Regions from separate parts of the Homo sapiens genome. Here regions 1 and 2 are each linked to region 3. Evidence: read pairs that join two places in POLR2A ChIA-PET (ENCODE). Cell type or tissue: GM12878. All regions are shown on one strand. Links, peaks and the distances in the headings refer to the core of each region. The heading gives the core; the rest is flanking DNA. Region 1 overlaps PHC3 (polyhomeotic homolog 3). Region 2 overlaps PHC3 (polyhomeotic homolog 3). Region 3 overlaps PHC3 (polyhomeotic homolog 3).

Region 1 (5,000 bases), core at 1-5,000, 73 kb before region 3:
ATTCTCGTGCGTCAGCCTCCCGAATAGCTGGGATTACAGGCGCCCACCACCATGCCTGGCTAATTTTTGTATTTTTAGTAGAGATGGGGTTTCACCATGTTGGCCAGGCTGGTCTTGAACTCCTGACCTCAGGTGATCAGCCTGCTTCGGCCTCCTGAAGTTCTGGGATTACAGGTGTGAGCCACCGTGCCCGGCGGACTATGCATTTCTATACGTAAATGTAAATGGGCTTTTAGTTAATTTTGTTTGTTTTCATGTGAGGACAGTGCCATCACACACACACACACACACACACACACACACACACACACACACTCTTTACTAAATATTTGGGAATTTTCAGATGGAAAGGATTATGTGGCTGAAAACTACAATCATAAGTCTCTGAGTGACTTAAGGGCTATGTATATGTCATTCTCTTTCCTTGTTGCATTTTGGCCCATAACTACATGAATCCCTGATATTTTGGCTTCGACTCACTGTACTATTCTGTCAGAAAGGGAAAAAACTTTTTTTTTTTTATGACTTTCTAGTTATGATGCTAGACAAGATGAGCTTTTGAAGCCCAGTTTTATGACTTTGTTCATTCATGCATTCACTCATTCAGTCATCAAATATTTATCGAGCGTTTAATATTCGCCAAATCCTCTTCTAGGTGCTGAGGATACAGTACCACAACAAACAAATCTCTTTCCTCATGGAGCTAGGGATAGACGAACATTAAACAAGTACGTAGTATGTCAGATGATGGTAAGTGAAAGAGAAAAATAAAGCAAGGAAATAAAAAAGGAGAAAAATAAAGCAATGGGGGAATATGCCATTTTAATTAGGATGGTCAGGGAAAGCCTTGTTAATAAAGGTGGCCTTTTTAAGAATGGTGAGGAGGGCAGACATGCACAGGGAACAGAAAGGAGGACAGTGTGGCTGGAGTGGAATGTGAGAGTGGGAGTGTGGTTTAAAGATGACATCAGAGAGGTAATTGTAATCCTAATCATGAGGAAATTATAAGACCTTTGGGTTTTAGTAAGTATGAGTTGGGAAGCTGTTGGAGAGCTGTTCTGGTATGGAAGTGACATGATCTCAAATTGGTTTTTGAGAGTAGGTTCTAGGGGTCAAAGACAGAAGCATGGAGTTAAATGTTCTTGTAATAATTCAAATGGAGAGATATTGGCAATTTGGATCATGATGGTGATATTAGAGGTGGAGAAAAGTAGTTAGCTAGATTGTAAATTTTTTTTAACCTTTAATTATAGAAATTTGGATATGTTTTGAAAGGAGAGCTAACACAAGATATGCGGATGCACTGAATAAAAGATGTGAGGAGTCAAGGATGACTCCATAGTATTTTGGCTCAAGCATCTGGAAAAATTGGGAGCTAAAGGAGGTATTGGAGAAGAAAATTAGGAGTTTGATTTTGGACATGTTAAGTTGATGATGTGTATTAGACACCCACCTATAGTATTGAGTAGGCATTGGTTATATGAGTTTGGAGTTCATGTGGGAGGTTTCATGATTAATGATGTCTCATGTGGCTCCTTCAACATTCATGTCACAAGAGTACTTGATGACTTCACTACTGTTCATGGTGTGATGAGAGAAAGTTGAGTAGAATGGAAGAGATGAGGGACTGGGGTTCTAATCTTAAATTCTGTGACTGACTGTTAATGTGACTTATGGCAAGTCATTTAACTTCCCTGCCTGCCAATTTTCTGTAAAATTAAATTATCTAATTAAATGATTTTAGTCTTTTCATCCAGATATCCTTGGATCTGTATCAAAGAGAAAGTTCAGGAAATGATGCTATGGACTGAATTATGTCCCCCATATTCATATGTTGAAGCCTAACTGATGTGACTGTATTAGAGATAGGACCTTTAGGGATGTGATAGAAGTTAAAGGAAGTCATAAGAGTGGAGCCCTGATCTGATAGAACTGATTCGAAGAAGAGACACTGGCAATTTCTCTGCTACGTGAGGACACAGTGAGAAGGTGGCAGTCCACAAGCCAGGAGGAGAGCCCACACCAGAAACTGAATCTGTGGGCACTTTAATTTTGGACTTCCCAGCCTCTAAAAGTGTGCAAAATAAATTTCTGTTGTTTAAGTCAGGGGTCAGGCCATGGAACGGTACTGCTTTGTGGCCTGTTAGGAACTGGGCCTCACAGCAGGAGGAGAGTGGTGAGTGAGCAAGCATTATCGCCTGAGCTCTGCCTCCTGTCAGATCAGTGGCAGCATTAGATTCTCATAGGAGCGTGAACCCTATTTTGAACTGCACATGGGAGGGATCTAGGTTTGAGAATCTAATGCCTGATGATCTGAGATGGAACAGTTTCATCCCAAAACCCATTTTCCCCACCTTCTCTGTGGAAAAATTGTCTTCCATGAAACCGATCCCTGGTGCCAGAAAGTTTGGGGACCACTGGTTTAAGTGACCCAGTGTGTGGTATTTTATTATGGCAGCCTCCATAGACTGACAGATTGGACTATGGGCCTTATCTTATGTAAGCCTTAGCCAGCCAGAGCAGTTCTGTGATCTGTTTGAATCTCAAGTTCTGAATAAGACTGTGTTTATTAATAAGAAAAAAGTTTGAGAACTAGTGGTTTAGATGTTAATCTAGGATTATGTGAGAGTTTCTTAAATAGTTTGTATGTGTTATAAAAATACATGTGCCCATCACATAGTAGGTACTTAAAAAATACTTGTTGAAAGATGTATGGTAGGTAGTAAGTATCAACTAGAATATGTAATGATATTAATGCTCTTTTTGTATGTTTGTTTTTTATGGGCTTCCCAGCAAAAAGCAGAAAGCCTGCTAGATAAATTCTAAAAGAACTGTAACACTATTAATGTTAACTCTTTTTTTGTTTTTTTGAGACTGAGTCTCCCTCTGTCACCCAGGCTGTAGTGCAGTGGCACGATCTTGGCTCACTAGAACCTCTGCTTCCCAGGTTGAAGCGATTCTCCTCCCTCAGCCTCCTGAGTAACTGGGATTACAGGTTACCCACCACCACACCCAGCTAATTTTTTTTGTATGTTTTCAGTAGAGACAGGGTTTCACTATGTTGCCCAGGCTGGTCTCAAACTCCTGACCTCAGGTGATCTGCCTGTTTTGGCCTCCCAAAGTGCTAGGATTACAGGCGTGAGCCACCATGCCCGACCTAATGTTAATTCTTGATTATTGCAATGCAGAGAATTATTTTAGGATATATTCTAATTGCCTGAGATTGAGTTATAGTAGAGTTTCTAATCCTGACCCCAGTGATGAGATTCTTTGGTTGCCCATTATAGCAAATATGTGTATTGTCCAACATTGTGCTGCTTGCTCTGGTGGTACATGTAAGTCAAAGTTTCTTCCCTCAGGGAGTATGCATTTGAAGAACTATGCTTAGATATATCAAACAGTAAATAATATAATAGTACTAATCAAGTGGTAAATGTCATAGGAGTTAACAGAAGAGAGATCTTTGAGGATTGTATTATAGTAGCTGAGGAACGCTAAACTTTTAAAACAGGTAGAGTTTGCAGACAAGAGGTCTCACCGTGAGATCATGATCCTGAGACAGCAGAGGTTAGATTTAGGGATTCATTACTATGTGGGATTCTATGTTAGTCTTCCACATTCCTGAGGACAGTCTATGCCAGTACTTTTTTATTGAGTGCCTACTTGGTGTCAGGTGCCAAGGATTGAAAGTGAACAAAGGTTTTAGAGTATAATGAGGATACAGACAAGTAAATAGTCAAAGGACAGTATGATAAGAATTTTGTTTTGCTGGAGTATCTTATAACTTTCTTTTAAAGGCTATGTGGAAGAAAAACTAAATCTTTGTGGGCTTGAAAATTACCTCTTTTTATAATTATCTTTACATGAATTCTGTATTGAAAATATTTTTTCTGAGGAAATTTGAAAGCAAAGATTACTTTTTTCAAAATTTTAGTATTGCTGAAGAAAAGGCTGTTGTTAGTTCCATTATCATTCTTCTGGGGTAACTGCCTGTTTTTTCTTTCCAGAATCTTTGAGATATGCCTGTTTGCTTTAGTTTTTTATTTTGTAGTTTCATGGCAATGTGTCTAGATGTCATTGTGTAGGACACCTGTTGGGCCCTCTTAGTGTGAAACTAGGTTTTTAATGATCATGTATGTGAAACTAAACAAATCTGCAAGAAGTTAATTTTGTTCTTTAATGATCATATATGTGAAACTGAACAAATCCACGAGAAATTAATTTTCTGTTTTCTCTTTCTGGAGCTCTTGGTTGAATGTTGACCTTTCTGGATTGATCCTTTATCTTGTTTACCTTTTCACTTACTGCCTTTTTTTGTGTGTGGGATATTTCCTTAACTTTTTCTTTTAGCCCTTTCTTTGACTTTTAAAAAATTTTTAGTTCAGCCACTATTTATAATTTCTCAGAGCATTTTCTTGTTTTCTCATTGTTCTTTCAAACTAATATTCCGTTTTTCTATTATGGATAAAATACTTTGGATCTCTGTTATGCTATTTATCAGATTTTTTTTTTTTTTTTTTTTTTTGAGACCGAGTCTCGCTCTGTCTTCCAGGCTGGAGTGCAGTGGCGTGATCTCGGCTCACTGCAAGCTCCGCCTCCCAGGTTCACGCCCGTTCTCCTGCCTCAGCCTCCTGAATAGCTGGGACTGCAGGCGCCTGCCACCACGCCCTGCTAATTTTTTGTATTTTTAGTGGATACGCGGTTTCACCATGTTAGCCAGGATGGTCTCGATCTCCTGACCTTGTGATCTGCCCGCCTTGGCCTCCCAAAGTGCTGGGATTACAGGTGTGAGCCACCACGCCCGGCCCAGATTTTATTTTACTTTTATTTTCACTTTTTTTTTTTTTTTCAAGACAGGTTCTCACTTTGTTGTCCATGCTGGAGTGCAGTGGTGCTAATATGGCTTATTGCAACTGCCACCTCCCAGGCTCAAGTGATCCTCCCTGCTCAGCCCTTCAAGTAGCTGAGATTATAGTCGTGTGCCACCACACCTGACTAAT
Region 2 (5,000 bases), core at 1-5,000, 59 kb before region 3:
GCAGTGGCTCATGCCTGTAATCCTAGCACTTTGGGAGGCCGAGGTGGGTGGATAACCTAAGGTCAGGAGTTCGAGACCAGCCTGACCAACATGGAGAAACCCCGTCTCTAATAAAAATATACAAAATTAGCCGGGCGTGGTGGCGTATGCCTGTAATCCCAGCTACTTGGGAGGCTTAGGCAGGAGAATCACTTGAACCCAGGAGGCGGAGGTTGCAGTGAGCCAAAATCGCGCACTTGCACTCCAGTCTGGGCAACAAGAGCGAAACTCCCATCTTAAAAAAAAAAAAATTGCCCTGATTACTAACCAATCCATGCCATTGTTTGCATATGTGCAAATAACTGCCCAAAGAAATGAGGGGGTCTGTCAAAGATAAAGGCTTCTCCTTTGGGTTCCTTAGCCACAGTTTATACCATTGATTGCCTAACTGCAGCTCGGTGTGAAATTCAGTAACATGGAAGCAAGAAATGGAAGCCTATGACCTAATATGTTTTCTTCCTTAGATCAACCTCTCCACTTCTCCTACACCTGCACAGTTAATAAGCCGTTCCCAGGCTTCCAGTTCTACCAGCGGCAGTATTACCCAACAGACTATGTTACTAGGGAGTACTTCCCCTACCCTAACGGCAAGCCAAGCTCAAATGTATCTCCGAGCTCAAATGGTAAGATATGAGCTACCAAATTTTTTCAGTGTTTAAGGACTTGAGAGATCAAAATGTTTCTTGATTTGATACAATAAGAGGTATTTTTAATATTTAAGAAATGTTTAATTGTGTGTGTGTGCATGCGGGCGTGCCTTCAGCTCTTGTACATTTATGTCATGAAAGATTCTACTTTTAATTAATAGGTCTTCTTGGTATCAAATAGTAATTATTACATTGAGAAGCTAATAGAGATTCAGTAACGTAAGAGTGATTATTTTTTAATATCAAATTCATTGAAAACCTTTTTTTCATATTTTAATATCTGTGAAATTTGGATGCATTTTATAACTGATGGCATCTTGGTACTTACAGTGGTCCATAAAATCATTGCCTGTTTTTGTCAACTTAGATTTGGTGAAATAGAGATGTTAAAAAAACTTTGTTGTTAAAGTTATAATTTGTATCCTAGGATTTTCTGAATTCTATATTGGAGTTCCGGATAGTCTCCCAGATGATTCTTAACTTTGGTTTTTCCCATCTCAAATTCTGCAAGGTTATTTGTGTTCTTGTGTTCATTTTGATATTTTATGAATATAGGAATGTTAATTTGGTTATTCTGTATTTGAGTATCTACAGATTTTCTAATTTAATTGTTGAGCTTCTTTAAGGAATATAGAAATTGGTTGACATGTATTTTATTTGATGTCTTTACAAGAAGCTAGACAAAAGCATTGTCCCTAATATATATTTATATTCTTTTTTGTCCAGTGGACTGAATATATATCTGGATCTCCAGTTTTTGTTGTTGTTGTTGTTGTTGTTGTTATTGTTTTTTGAGGTGAAGTCTCACTCTGTCACCCAGGCTAGAGTGCAGTGGCACGATCTCTGCTCACTGCAACCTCTGCCTCCCGGGTTCAAGTGATTCTCCCACCTCAGCCTCCCAAGTAGCTGGGATTACAGGTGCCCGCCACCACACCCAGCTAATTTTTGTATTTTTAGTAGAGACGGGGTTTCACCATCTTGGCCTGGCTGGTCTCAAACTCCTGACCTTGTGATCCACCTGCCTCACCTCCCAGAATGCTGGGATTACAGACATGAACCACCACACCTGGCTTGGATCTTCAGTTTTCTATCTAAAATTGCAAAGTTTCCAATCATTTAACTCATACTATGCTTTAAAATTAGGTTGAACCATTTGAGATGGTTGCTATTTGGCTATTTTTGAACTCTAAAATTAGCAGTTTCATACGGGTCAAACTAAATTGAATATCTTCTTTTTAGGTTTAGTCCTTTCAGGGTGTTGGTACTGGAAATTACCTTTTCAGGAAAGTTATACCATTTGTCCCTTGGTGTCTGTGGTGGATTGTTGCCAGGCCCTACCCTCTCTGTCCCCTAGAATACCCAAATCTGAGGATGCTCAAGGCATAGTATTTGCATATAACCTATGTATATCCTCCCATATACTTTACATCGTCTTTACATATATTTAGTATAATATAAACATCATTTAAATAACTGTTATACTATATTGTTTAGGGAATAATAACAAGAGAAAAATTTGTACATGTTCAATGCAGATGCAGCTATTTTTTTTAAATGAATATTGTTTTGATCTATAGTTGAATGACGAAGCACAGAGCCTTCCATAGGTATGGAGGGCTCATCATTGTACTTTGTTGTTGAATTTACTTAGATTTAGTGTACCAAAGAACTGAAGTTTAAAAGGTCACTTAATTGGTCGTTTAATTTTCTAATTTTTTTGGATCCGCATTTGGTTGAACATTTTAATTTAGATAGCAAGAGGAACTGAATAACCCTTGATACAATTTTGAAATAAAGTATTTACACATTCTTTGAAACAACTTGTCAAATTTACTAAATTGAATTGGTTAATCTCTGAGTGGATTGTATTGCCTTAGAAATTAATGGCATTTGGCTGAGCATGGTGGCTCATGCCTGTAATCCCAGCACTTTGGGAGGCCGAGGCAGGTGGATCACCTGAGGTTGGGAGTTCAAAACCAGCCTGACCAACATGGAGAAACCCTGTCTCTATTAAAAATACAAAAAATTACTCACGCTTGTAATCCCAGCTGCTCGGGAGGCTAATGCAGGAGAATCACTTGAACTCGGAAGGCAGAGGTTGTGGTGAGCGGACATCGCGCCATTGCACTCCAGTCTGGGCAACAAGAGTGAAACTCTGTCTCAAAAAAAAAAAAAAAAAAAAAAGAAAAAATAGATTAATGGCAGTTGTTTGAATATTGAAAAAAATTGAGCTGGGCACGGTGGCTCACGCCTGTAATCCCAGCACTTTGGGAGGCTGAGGTGGGCGGATCACTTGAGGTCAGGAGTTCGAGACCAGCCTGGCCAACATGGTGAAACCCCGTCTCTACTAATAATACAAAAATTAGCCGGGCGTTGTGGCGTATGCCTGTAATCCCAGCTACTCGGGAAGCTGAGGCAGGAGAATCGCTTGAACCCGGGAGGCAGAGGTTGCAGTGAGCTGAGATCGCATGACTGCACTCTAGCCTGGGTGACAGAGACTCTGTCTCACCAAAAAAAAAAAAAAAAGAAAAAGAAAAGGAAAAAAAAGGAAAGTGATAAGTAAAAAAATTAAATGTCTTTGTTTTTTGATGTGAAGATTTTTTTGCAGGCTCTTTTGTTGTTGAACTTTTACATGTGTGGCATTTACTTTTAGAATGAATCTTTCTTTCTTTTCTTTTTTTTTTTTTGAGATGGAGTCTTGCTCTGTCATCCAGGCTGGAGTTCAGTGGCATGATCTCAGCTGACTGCAACCTCCACCTCCTGGGTTCAAGTGATTCTCCTGCCTCAGCCTCTCGAGTAGCTGGGATTACAGGCATGAGCCACCACACCCGGCTAATTTTTGTATTATTAGTAGAGATGGGGTTTCACCGTGTTGGCCAGGCTGGTCTTGAACTCCTGACCTCCAGTGATCCACCTGCCTTGGCCTTCCAAAGTGCTAGGATTACAGGCATGAGCCACCACGCCTGGCCATAGAATGAATATTTCTTTACAAATAGTTTTAAAATGAAAGGGCAACCTGGATTTGTCCTTTAGATCCTTTGTAGCTAAGTGAAATATTGGAGTGTAGTATGTGGCATAGTTATCCTTATGATAAAGAGGACTGAAAAGACTTTTTTGGTGTTTCTTTTTGTTTCTCACTGAAATTTAATTTGTGTCCCAAAATAGTGACTAGTTGTTTACTTCCCATTTTAGGAATCCTGCCACAGTAGTTCTGAGCTAGGAAAAATTTAACTATAATAGCTTATTTGAGACACAATTTGGTCTGAGAATTTCATATCACCAAAATATATTTTCTTTTTTGAGTACTGCTTTTTTTTGCACTCATCAGAATCATGAGCTGTTTCAAAAATGTTTATGATTTTTTTTGAGTTCTCTATTATCAGAAACTTCTCTTTGTCATGTAGAACCTTTTGCTGAGGAGATAATCCTAAACTGCATTGTCTTTCTGTCACAAATTTCAGTCTCTCTTGCCTGCTACACATTGTGTGTGGGACATGTTCTTTTGTCTTAGGGTATTTTTTTGGTTTTCTGTCTGTACAGCTGATTTTCACACCCGCTACCACTGTGGCTGCTGTACAGTCTGACATTCCTGTTGTCTCGTCGTCATCGTCATCTTCCTGTCAGTCTGCAGCTACTCAGGTGAGCTTGTCTAGCTTCATAATGTGTTACTTGAGATCTGGATCTTCAGGTTAAAGTTAAGCATTGCATTTGTGTTTAAGTTACTGATGGTTTCAGTGCTCTTTGTCATGCATTTCAGATTGAAATTTAATAAAATACAATGAGAACTTCAAGAAAATGTTTTTTGTTCTATAAAAATTATAATACCATTAAACACAGATATTTAGGTTATTTGACATTGGTTGGTCAAGGTTAATGAGAGTTTTTGTTAATGGCTTTCTATGTTTAGTTTTCTCATAAAGCAGATTTATTTCTCATGTGAGATATATTCTTTTGCTTAGATTCCTTTGCAGTATTCCTTATGTAATAACTAAGTCAAGATGGATTTTAAGTTTGAAAGTGAATTAAACTAGACACATTTAAAATTTAAAAAATTGGTCAGGTGCAGTGGCTCATGCCTGTAATCCCAGCACTTTTTGGAGGCCCAGGTAGGAGGATTGTGTGAACTCAGGCATTAAAGACCAGCCTGGGCAAAATAGTAAGACCCGGTCTTTACTAAAAATAAAAAAAATTGTTTAAGTGTGGTGCTGCGCTGCTGTAATTCCAGCTTTTCAGGAGGCTGAGGCAGGAGGATTGCTCGAGCCTGGGAGATTGAGGCTGCAGTGAACTAGGATAGTGCCATTGCTTTCCAGTCTG
Region 3 (11,443 bases), core at 3,427-8,426:
AATGGATATATAGACAACACTGAGCATCCACCTCTCTCCTGAGCTTTAAAGCAGAGTTTCAGTATGATATAGGTGGGGAGAGTAAATTGTTTTCATATCCTTTCATACTACTACTAATAGTTTTAGGATTTTGACTGGGGAGAGATAATGACAAACAGAAAGGGAACATGGAGGTTCTTCCTACTTTTGCTACCTAAGTTTGCATTTTCTGACTTCCTTGCAGTGTTGCACTCTTTGTCCCATTGGGATAAAAAGCATAAGTTTGAAATTTTGCTTTAAGCCTTGTGTTCCTGGGGAAGTTAAACAACTAAGAGAGCTGATTTGTAAAAATTATTTTTTATATGACATTAATATTCATCAAGCCTTGTGTAGGCATGTGTAAGACACAGCTATGCAGCTTTGAGTAGTCAATATAGTATGAGATAGAGTGTTGTCCCAAATCCTCCTGTCACTTTTTAAGTAGCATATTATTTCCCTGATGGTCCTGTTACTTTGCTGTTGAATGCTCTAAACAGAACTTTTTAAAAGGTGTGTTTTAAGAGCAGTCACCTAGGAGTAGACAAGGTGGAATGGGAGGAGAGAAATGGTAATGCAAAAGCTTGAGCATGGGAAGAGTCAGAGGAGGAGGCCATCATCCTTGTTAGCTTAGCCTACTTCAACACTGAGCACATTTCTGCACTTTTGAAGTGAAATTCATGTTTTACTTAGAAGAAATAATTTTCTTTCATTAGGGATCCCAGTTGATTTTTGTTTCCTGGTGTATCAAAATACTTAGAACTATGAAACAAGTATTATTGTGATCATGCCTTTGAATAATTTTTGACGTAGCTTATCTTCATGTATCAAGTATAAAATTATAATGAGACATCTATTCACAAATACAAGTCTTAGATTGAATTGAAATGTGTTATAGTGCCCTGTCTCCCACTGACTTGTTCAGTTAAATGTCTTAAAGTACATTATGTACATCTTCAGGCTTTTGGTACCACAATGGCACAAGTATGGTAGGGAGGCAATATAGTCTTAGGCTATATGCCTATATTAAGTGTGTATAAACAATTTTTGAAAGAATACACTATTATAGATGTATGTGAGTGATGCTGACCTGACAGCCATATCCAGTGGATGAAACTGACTGGACACACTGTTAAAATGTTTTAAAGATGTATTTTCAGCCAGAACAGCCTGGTTATAGTTTGTGGTTTTCACCTTGGTGGATTGCAGGAACACATGCAGCCTACTGGCATTGAGCATTAGCTAATGGCATGAAAGGGCCTCATCTCACTACCTCTCTAAGGCCTCTAGCTCCAAGAAAACCATGAAAACTTCTTTCTTGGAGAGATCTTTGTCTCAGAATCCTTAGAGAGGATTTCGTATGGGGGCTAACTTTAGGAAGGGAGGCAGCTGGGGCAGGACTTTCTGATACCTGACAGTCATGTTCCAGAGCAACCTTTGGGCAGTGGAAACTGGCGCATCTATGCAAAATGATTGCTCAATCTCTATCTTGTGTACTACATATGTAACTAGCTGGGCCCTAAGGAAGGTTTTCTAGGGGGAAGGATAGGGAAGTAGAGGAGGAGACAAGTAGGAGGAACAAAGCATTCTAGACCCAAGAGGATAGAAGATATTTAGGATAGATATGGCTTTCATCCATAGTTCAAAATAATGCGTTTTGTTAGATGCCAGTTATAGCAGTAAATAGGTTATAGTTTTTATATGTCAAGATTTACCTGTAATCAGACTCATTCTTTCACTCTCTATACCCACTGTCTCCATGCTTGGGAGCATGGATATTAATAGTTCCAGTGATGTAGAAGTTAGTGATTTTTGATTTCTGAAAAAGGTGAGAACCTTTTATTACAGTTGGAGAATATTTGTCAAAAATTCAAAGGTTGTTGTAATTGAGTTGCCAGAATTACAGAGTTTCCATTTTCAGATATCACAGTTGAATCACCTCTGTAGATTGTTATAAAGAGAGGCATTTTAAGATAGTATTTTATTTGCTAGGTTGTGTCTCAGTCTAAGAATTGGGAAAAGAAGAGCTATAGGTTTCTCTTTCCTAGTCTGGATTTCAGTAAACACAAGCCTACCTCTGCTTCTTTGGTTCACAGCAGTGTGGATCATGAAATGAACTGTTTACCCACATTCATCAATATTGGTATTTTACAAATCTACTTGGAGCATTTAATTTCATCTCAAAGATTGTGATCCACTTTAGATAAGCACAAATACAGTATTAGGAAAAGTAAATATGCAATCTTACTAAAATTTCAACTTGTTAAGCTGTATATCTTAAAAGAAATTATTTGGGGCTGGGCATGGTGGCTCACACCTGTAATCCCAGCACTTTGGGAGGCTGAGGTGGGTAGATCACCTGAGGTCAGGAGTTCGAGACCAGCCTGACCAATATGGTGAAACCCTATCTCTACTAAAAACACAAAAATTAGCTGGGTGTGGTGGCATGCACCTGTAATTCCAGCTACTTGGGAGGCTGAGACAGGAGAATTGCTTGAACCCAGGTGGTGGAGGTTGCAGTGAGCCAAGATCACACCCCTGCACTCCAGCCTGGGTGACAGAGCGAGACTCCATCTCAAAAAAACAAAACAAAAAATTATTTGGGAAGATACGTCCTCTTTTATTAGAAGTTCATAAAATGTATCATATAGTTTTGTTCACAGTAGTTATATAAGCTTTCTTCAAATAAATTTAAAATTAGATTACCTTCTTTGGAAAAAGAATTTCCTAAATTTTTAAGAATTTTCAAAGTTTTACATATTAGTTTTTAGAACCTAATCCGTTTTAAAATTGTACTATGAGAAAGCTTTTTTTTGAAAGTTGTAAAGCATTAATACAAATAATACAAATATAATTATTACCATCACATTCCAGAGAATATGGCTTTTTCTAAACTTTCAATTTAGAAAACATACATTAAGGGAGAATCTCTGCCCTCCTTTTCAGCTCTGAAGATCAGCTTTTCTACTCAGACACATGCACACACCCCTTCCAAGTGTCATGTTTATGGGAACATTTGGGAAATGTTTTCCAGATGTTTTATTTTTTCCCTTTTATAGTTTGTTGACATTTAATTTTACTTAAAGATGACAATTTTAATCGGAAATGTTAGAGGTACAACATAGTGAGGTTCTAGCTAGCTTTATACTTTTGAAAAATATTTTTGTTTCTACTGCTTTTTACAAGTACTAGTCCTCTCAGTGATACTGGTGGTGTTCAGTATGAATCCATAGAAAGAAAACAAAATTTGTTGTTTAAAAAAAGCAGAGTAATGAATGAATTTCAGTTTTGAAAACAACATAATTTGAAAACACTGTTATACTAACATGGCAAGGTGTTAATTAAATATAAGAGTAAGGTAGTAAGTTCTTTTAGAGCACCTGTTTAAATTTACTCCAGTAATCATCTTAAGGATTGATAGTCACCATCACTTATTGGCTTAAAAGTTATATTTCATGGAATATTATCAGTGTTAAATCCAAGCTTTGTGGAGCTTTAAGTGATGGTGGTGAAAAAGTTGGTGTTTATGAGAGAGTGGTGGGGTGTCTAGTCATTAGTGAAGTTAAACATCAACCTGTTTTAGAAAGAATTTTTTAGTCTTGCCTAAAGTAAACCAGAAGTGTCTAGTGTTTAAATCTTTATTTAGAATGCTTCTCTTAAAAGTATTTTTTGTTTTGGGTAGTATTAAATAATCAGTAAATAATCTATTTCAGTAGTAAATAATGAATTAAGATGATGATGAATGAGGATTAACACACTGGTCTGGAGACTGGGGTTTTATTTCAGTGGGTTAGCTGTGTGTGACATGTTGGGCAATTACTCAGCTGTTTTAACAGCTTCCAGATATGCAGTATGGTGCCTGTACTACTCAAAAGTTGATTTTGGTTTAATTCATCTTTAAGGTACCTCCCAGCTCTAAAACTATGATTCTAGGCTGTGTAATGGGGTTATTCCTACTTTATTCTCTTTCCTTTTTTAAGGGTTCATTTTATACTTAATAAGCATCCATTTCTTGGGTCACCTACAGTCTTTGTTCTCCTAAGGATTAAAATAGAAAATTCATACATAACAAGCAAATGATGACATTTTCCTAAATGCTCCTTATTGGTTAACCACTGAATATATGAACACATATGAATATTGTCATTCATGTACTTAAATTCATTTAGCAAACTATTTGAACACTTACATGTGCAGTGTTTGGTGAACATGACATGAGGAACTAGTAGTAAGTAAAATCTTCCCCCCAAAATTCATTGTGGCTTAAATAAATATGAACATAATCATTACTACTTAATATACTGAGAGGGAATCTTAATAAACTTGGAACTGGGAGGGAATATTTGTATACATTGGGTAAAGGGTTAGGCTAGATGACATCTAAGGGGTCTGAGTGAATCATATCATAATTTTTATAACACATTTCACATACTAAACATCAGTTGGCCCCATACCTGATTAAGTTACAAAATTTAGGAGACTTAACATTAAGGACTTACAGGTTGAGACAGCCCGTATTTCACAACATTATTTTGACACTTGACTCTATTCCAGAGTTGTTGCTATACAAGGCATGTGGCAGAACAAAAAAAAAGCTGGTGTTGATATAAGAGCTTTTTACCCAGTATTGACAGTGAGCAACTTTCTTTCTTTTTTTTTTTTTTTCTTTTTTTTTTTTTTGAGATGGGTTCGCTCTGTTGCCCAGGCTGGTGTGCAGTGGTGCGATCTCAGCTCACTGCAACCTCCACCTCCCGGGTTGAAGCGATTGTCTTGCCTCAGCCTTCCAAGTAGCTGGAATTACAGGTGCCCGCCGCCACACCTGGCTAATTTTTGTATTTTTAGTAGAGACGGGGCTTCACCATGTTGGCCAGGCTAGTCTCGAACTCTTGACCTCAAGTGATCCACCTGCCTTGGCCTCCCTAAGTGCTGGGATTACAGGCATGAGCCACCACACCTGTCCGACAGTGTAGCAACTTTCTAAAACTGAAAAATCTCAAAGGAGATCATTGGAACTGACTTGTTCATTTATTTTTTGTTTTTAAATTAAGAAAGATTACACAAAATAAGTGTTACTGTACTTTAAGCTATTACAAATATCCAACTTTTAAAGATATGTAAGAATCAGTAATATTCTAGAAAGCACATATATAGTAAAAGGGCATCCTTTAAATGTAGAACGGGTAAACATGAAACAGTTCCATGCTTGAATTGTTAAGTATCTAGGGGGTAAACATTGAATGGGAGAATCATTTATTGGGTTAAGGTCCCTTCCTTGTCATTCTGGGATCTGTGAATCACATTGTAATTCCTGTTGACAAAGCTTTACTTGTTAACATCAGTTGATACTGACATTCTCCATAAAGATATAGAATGAAAATATCTATTAAAAATAGTTTATCATTGTTTTAGCTTTTTTGTTTTGTTTGTTTTGAGACAGAGTCTCACTGTCACCCAGGCTTGAGTGCAGCGGTGTGATCTTGGCTCAATGCAACCTCCACCTCCCAGGTTCAATAGATTCTCCCACCTTGGCCTCCCAAGTAGCTGGGATTACTGGCATGCACCACTATGCCTGGCCAGTTTTTTGTATTTTTAGTAGAGATGGGGTTTCACCATGTTGGCCAGGCTGGACTCGAACTCCTGACCTCAAGTGATCCGCCCACCTCAGCCTCCCAAAGTGCCGGGATTATAGGCATGAGCCACTGCGCCTAGCCTGTTGCAGCTTTTTAAAGCAGGAAAATATCCATATAAACTGTTGGGTTAGAATCTATATTAGAATCTTTCAAACTAATTGAAAACAGGAAGACTATCATCTAAGTAGCCAGATAATCTGGGTTTCAAAAAGTTATTCCATGGTACTGGTTTAAAAAATACTTTTCAAGTGTTTTAATTTTTAAAGTGTAACTAATTCTTCAAATATGTTATGCTGTTAAAATATGTATTCCATAAGTACTTTTTGTATATGTATTCTTAAATTTTAAAAAGTCAACTGAATGCGCAAAGATGATATAATTTTGGATGTAGACATTTAAACTAGATTCCCAGTCCTCTCCTTCAAAAGCTTGGTCTTTGTTTTTCCTATAGGGAAAAAAGTCAAAATAAGTTCCAAAAACTATCCTCAAAGTAGTATTGTGCTTGTAGTAAATGAAGGTTGGATGGATGGATACTGACAATGGTGGCAGGCATTTCAAGCCTTTTAAATTAGTACTTTTTGTCGTCTTGCTTATTAAAATTTTGTTAATTTTAGCAAAGACCAATTGTTGTGATAAACTGGTGTTTTTTGGATGCTTCAAGCACACGTTAACCAATTTTTTAATTCCCCTTTTGGTTCCTCCCATTGTTCTAAAATAGGACTTTCATATTATTAAAACCTCAAAAGATGATCCACCCAGGATGAACAAAGATCACCAAGGGGAAAGAAAACATTTTTTATCTTTACAGAAAACATGTTAAGATTATATATAGATGTATTCTTTACATTGGATATTGTATTAGAGTCCTCCTTACAAGAAATGAAATAGTTTTTAGCACTCTTAGCATTAGAGTTCCTAGATTGGTGTTGATAGCTACAGTTTTAAAATGTATAACCTGAAAATGAAGGTTAATTTTGCATTGTAAGAGCACATTTGATCTATGTAAAAAGTGTCCATTTGGTGTATTTTTTTAAAAAAGAGAAAGCACTTTCATATTAAGTAGCATGTGTATGAATTTAGATTTTCATATTTGTTGTGTCTGTATTCAGTGAAGTAAATTGAGCATTTAAATGTTTGTTGATGGCAACATTAACTATTAAATTAAAGCACCTTATACTCTGCTGCTTAACTTGCTTGTAATTGCACCTTTGTTACCTGCACATTTTCATATAGAATATTGTTGTAACATTGCTTCATGTGGGTCTGGATGGAAGATTAGTGGGCCTACAGGATCATTTATTTATATTGTTTATATTACAATAATATATTGTAGATCAGTTGTAAGTTCATTTCTTTACAAATAAAAGCCTCTTCCATTTGACTGGTCTATTGAATAATTTTTTTTTCTTTAAGCTTATGAGACATGGGGAATCCTCTGTGTAAACAAAACAAAAAGCTTAGTGAGGTTTGAAATGGTTTTAAAAATCTCCTGATTTAAAATCTGCAAAGAGTGTAAGCAAGTCTTTACTGATTAATTTCAATATATTTAAACATATTTCAGTCCCATATTTGGCCAACAACTAGAAGGCAATATATTTAGAGGAAAAAGTAATAGAAGGAAAGAGGGGGCCGGGTTTAAGAAGAGTTCTAAACTGTTTAAACACACCCTGATGTTGTCTTGAACATAGGATTATTTGTCCTAAACTTTCGATATAGTTGGCTGTCTATATGCATTTGGTTTTTATAGAATGTGATTTTTATTCCTATTATTTATTATTTTCTCAAGTATATATATATTTTAACATTGTACCACCCATTATATTGGTTATTATTTCTCTTCCCTGCCATGTCTTCTGTTAACAGATCTGATCATAGAGAGGTGGACATATGATTGAAGTCAGGTTGAACAGTCATTCCCCGGGACTGTATATTTGAAGAAGTTAGGAGATGCTTTAAGTAAGTGTAATTAATTATGAAAGCCCTGAGCTGCTGGCAGCCAGAACACCCACTTTGTGGACACAAAATGGAAACCGACAACTCAGAGAGATTCTCCTAGTAGTTTACTAAGTAAGTTCTTGCCAATATCCAGCTTGTTCTTAGAATGGCTCAGGTTGAGTTTGTATTACCTGCTACTCAAAGAATTCTTGACTGACTCTCCAGGAGCATTTCCCAACTTGTCTTTATAGATGCTTAATTAATTAATTTTAGCTAATTAAAGAGACTTGTGTGCTCAAGTAAATGGTTTTCTTCTTCTTCATTATAGCACTATAAAGCCTTAAGGTGTTCATGGGCGTTGTACATTTTCAAGTGAAAAATAAATAATAATAATTAAGAAACAACATTCTTCACATTTGACTCTGAAACCATTCTTTTCTTTTTGAGAAGTCAGTGGCACCAATGAAAGGCAATGTAATACAGTGGTAAAGAGCAAGAACTGTGGACCAGAATTCTGGGTTTGCATCCCAGCTTCCCCAATGTCTGTCTAGTTGTATCATAGTGAGTTTCTTACTTTCAATGTTTAAATTTCCTCATCTGTAAGAAGGGGATAATAGTTCCTGTCAGAGTTGCTATAAGGATTAAATCAGTTGCTGCATGTAAAACAAACACTTAAGACGGTACCTGGCACACAGGACACATTTCTTAAATCTTTTTGCCATTATTAGTGTTCCATAGCGCTTGTTTTAGGACATTTTTTCAAATAACAGAAAGTAATCCATTTGTGGATCATCAACTCAATTTAGTGGATAAAAACCAGCATTTAAAAAATGACACTAAAAAACATATTTGCATGATATGTAAGGGTAAGTATTGTTATACTTGTATGTACATGTACATGTTATACATGTTATGTAAGGGTAAGTATGTTACTTGTATGTACACATAAACGTACATACAAGTCTATAGGTCATGATGTTAAAAAATATATCTTACTATAAATATCAAAAAAAATCAAAAGCCACCAATTTAGGAAAAGCTAGGTTTAGATTTATGCAATATAGTATTTTTAAATGGTGATAAAAAATATCTATGTAGCTTAATTCCTAAAGTAATGTAAGATGATGATCCTGCCACTCATATTGTTTTACTCCAGTGAAGCAACTCTGCCTATCCACCGGGGGAGATTTGGCAATGTCTGGAGACATTTTTTATTGTGTCTACTGGGCATGGAGGTGCCACCAATCAGTCAGTGGGCAGAGAGCAGGGATCCTGCTAAACTGCCCCACAACAAAAAATTAACCAACCCCAAATGTCAAGCGTGCCGAGGATGAGAAATTCTACTTTTACGTGTGATACATCATTGCTAACGTGATTATGATGTGATATGCAAGTATGTGATGACATACAAGTTTTATAATATGAAAACGAATCTGCTGAATCATCGAAAGGGACCTAGTCACTGCTCCCAGTTCCATAAGGTGAGCAACCAAAACCCTCTTCTTCCAGGAATATTTGCATTAAAAACAGAGATATACTTTTTAAAATTAATTAGCTACATTTAAAATGAGGTAATCTTCTTCTTCCTCTTACATTGAACTTTATGCCAAATCATTTTAAGAACAATTTTTACTTTCTTGCTTTCATTTGAACATTTAATAAAAATGTTTAGGTTGATATCTTAAAGTTGTCAGTGAAATCTCAGATTTACATAACAGTTTGCATCCAGTAGTTTTTTTGAGTAACACAAACATCAGTATAGCCAAATGTTAACTCTTATCACTTTTTGTGTTAATAACAAAGTAATATTTGTAATATAGTGTCCCTGAATAACTATAAAAACTTCTTGGAATTATTTTGTTTTTAAAATAAAACACTATTTAATAACTGGTATCATAGCCCTTCAAAAGACACATTCTGAAATGCTATCAGTCAGGGGGCAAAAGTTGTTTTAGTTCAGTTTATTTTTTAATATGTCCTGAGTTCTTTCTGTTCATAAAATTATGATCTTATGACAGCTGTAACTTTTAATTAATAATATTAACAAATCATTATTGATATAGGCTTTTCAATTTGCTCAAGATTAGGAATTGTAAGTGGAATGAAGCAGCACTTCCAGTTGACAAATGGATCCAAAGGTAATCCAATGTCTTTTAAATTAAGCTTGTGACAATTAAACCAATACACTGTAGCAATGAGAAAACTATTGACAAAGTATAACCAGGGAATATTCATCTCAATATATGCTGGAATCTGAACTTTAAGTAAAACAATGATTACCTGAAGTAGTACAAATGGTAACCAGGTACTGAGAAAACAGACAATGAGCTTGGATAAGAATATTTTTTTAGATCTCACAGTATAACTGGAGTGGGATGAAAAAGGAAAATATAAGATAGTTTCATTCATATAGGAAGTTATCCTGATAGCCTGTACCAAAGTAGTAACTTCTTCCCAACAGGTTATGAAAGCTACAAATAAAATCATCACCATGAAAAATGACAGCCAGTAACTCTGAATGCTGACATAGAAAGGACAGTGACGAGAATAAGCATTCTGTGCCTTCAGGCTTTGGTAGATGGCTGGGTCTCCCAAAACATAAGCAAGGACTGAAATCCAAATTAAAATTACTGTAAAGAAATAAAATAATTTTTGACACTTAAATGAAAGCTTGGTTGTTTTAGAGAAATTCAGGCAATAATCTATACAAGCTGTCAGGAAAACTGGATAATGCAAAAAGCCATAAGTAAAGGAAATAATTTGAGTAAATAGGCAGATGTGGTATTTAGTGAACCTAATGCTTAAAAGTACAAAATCCCTGAAATACAATATAATGGAAATGTTTACCAAAAGTAAAAGATCAACGAATGCTAGTGAAATGCAAAAATATTCCATAAAATTTTGACAGGTGTTTTTTCTTCTCATTCCTAGTGTAAGGATATTTAATAATATTTTCCCAAGTATGATCAAGAATAGCAGATAGTTAACATCTAGGGGCTGGTTTGTTTGACGTAACTGGTACTGAAAAGAGCAGTTCTCTGAAGAGAGAGCAGTCATATTTTTAGTTAAATTTCAAGAAGACCTGCTGAAATACACATGATAAAACACTGCTTCATTTTCTGTCCCTGCAAAAAAAGTGAAAAGAAAACCTTAATGTTACCTATTTTGAAACTTTACAAAGCAAGCACCACTATTCTTAAAAGCCTAATTCAATCATTTCCCCAAATAAATATATGAATAAGAATTATATGTCACATAATACTTAATAGAATACAGAACAAAATTAATGTGTATACTCTGGTCATTTTTTTGAGACCCAGATGGTCCAGAACTCAGAGATTTTTAAACCAAAATGTTATATATAAATTACTAACTTCTATATATAAGTACAGGTTTTAATAACTTTTAGATAGAGAAATGGTTTTATCTACCAGGGCCAAAACTCATGCCTAAAATAGAAGCTTGATAGTAATATGCAAAACAACCACATAGAGCTTTTAACCCCACCTCACTCTGACTCCAGACAGCATGACCCCAGTCCCTTTTGTCAGTGAAGTTTAGAAGCGATGCTTATGGGGCCCCTTAACACAGTTTTCAAAGCTTTTTAGCTGCAGGATCCTTCAGATTAAGTCTTTTCCTGAAGCTCTGAAAACAGGTGGTTTCAGCTAAAAATAATGAGAACATAGGTAAAGGAAAGAAAGAAAAGTGTTTATCTTCTGGATATGATCTTTCAGGTATGGCATGTGGAGAGACGAGAATACAGGGAAGGAACAGGGACTCAGTATGGATACATGAGAACATTAGGAAGCGGTAGGTAAAGGCAAAGGAATAGGAGTTGAGGCTTCAGTGATACATACATTTTG

Evidence for each region. Peaks named below come from ENCODE experiments on the same cell type or tissue, not always from the same donor. Only the 100,000 strongest peaks of a DNase experiment are listed, where the experiment ranks them.
Region 1: POLR2A ChIA-PET joins it to region 3 with 8 read pairs; 3 of 35 experiments call an interaction of 5 or more read pairs at or near these places.
Region 2: POLR2A ChIA-PET joins it to region 3 with 6 read pairs; 5 of 35 experiments call an interaction of 5 or more read pairs at or near these places.

What each region holds. Positions count from the first base shown.
Region 1 is chr3:170,158,777-170,163,776 of GRCh38, reverse strand. The region is part of intron 4 of PHC3 (polyhomeotic homolog 3); the gene reads left to right. It also overlaps the pseudogene RNU7-32P. Among named protein-coding and RNA genes, the nearest start is that of PHC3, 20 kb to the left of the region's middle. In GM12878, for the core only: no CTCF peak of the experiment used is centred there; no DNase peak of the experiment used is centred there; H3K27ac peaks cover 2,232 bases.
Region 2 is chr3:170,144,748-170,149,747 of GRCh38, reverse strand. PHC3 (polyhomeotic homolog 3) reads left to right here. Exons shown (of 15, transcript NM_024947.4): 5 at 504-662; 6 at 4,227-4,325. Among named protein-coding and RNA genes, the nearest start is that of PHC3, 34 kb to the left of the region's middle. In GM12878, for the core only: no CTCF peak of the experiment used is centred there; no DNase peak of the experiment used is centred there; H3K27ac peaks cover 1,739 bases.
Region 3 is chr3:170,083,167-170,094,609 of GRCh38, reverse strand. It overlaps PHC3 (polyhomeotic homolog 3), which reads left to right. Exons shown (of 15, transcript NM_024947.4): 15 at 1-7,026. It overlaps GPR160 (G protein-coupled receptor 160), which reads right to left. Exons shown (of 4, transcript NM_014373.3): 4 at 9,218-10,705. The coding sequence starts at 10,637. The coding sequence ends at 9,621. Among named protein-coding and RNA genes, the nearest start is that of GPR160, 51 kb to the right of the region's middle. RefSeq lists a silencer at 3,722-3,922. In GM12878, for the core only: no CTCF peak of the experiment used is centred there; no DNase peak of the experiment used is centred there.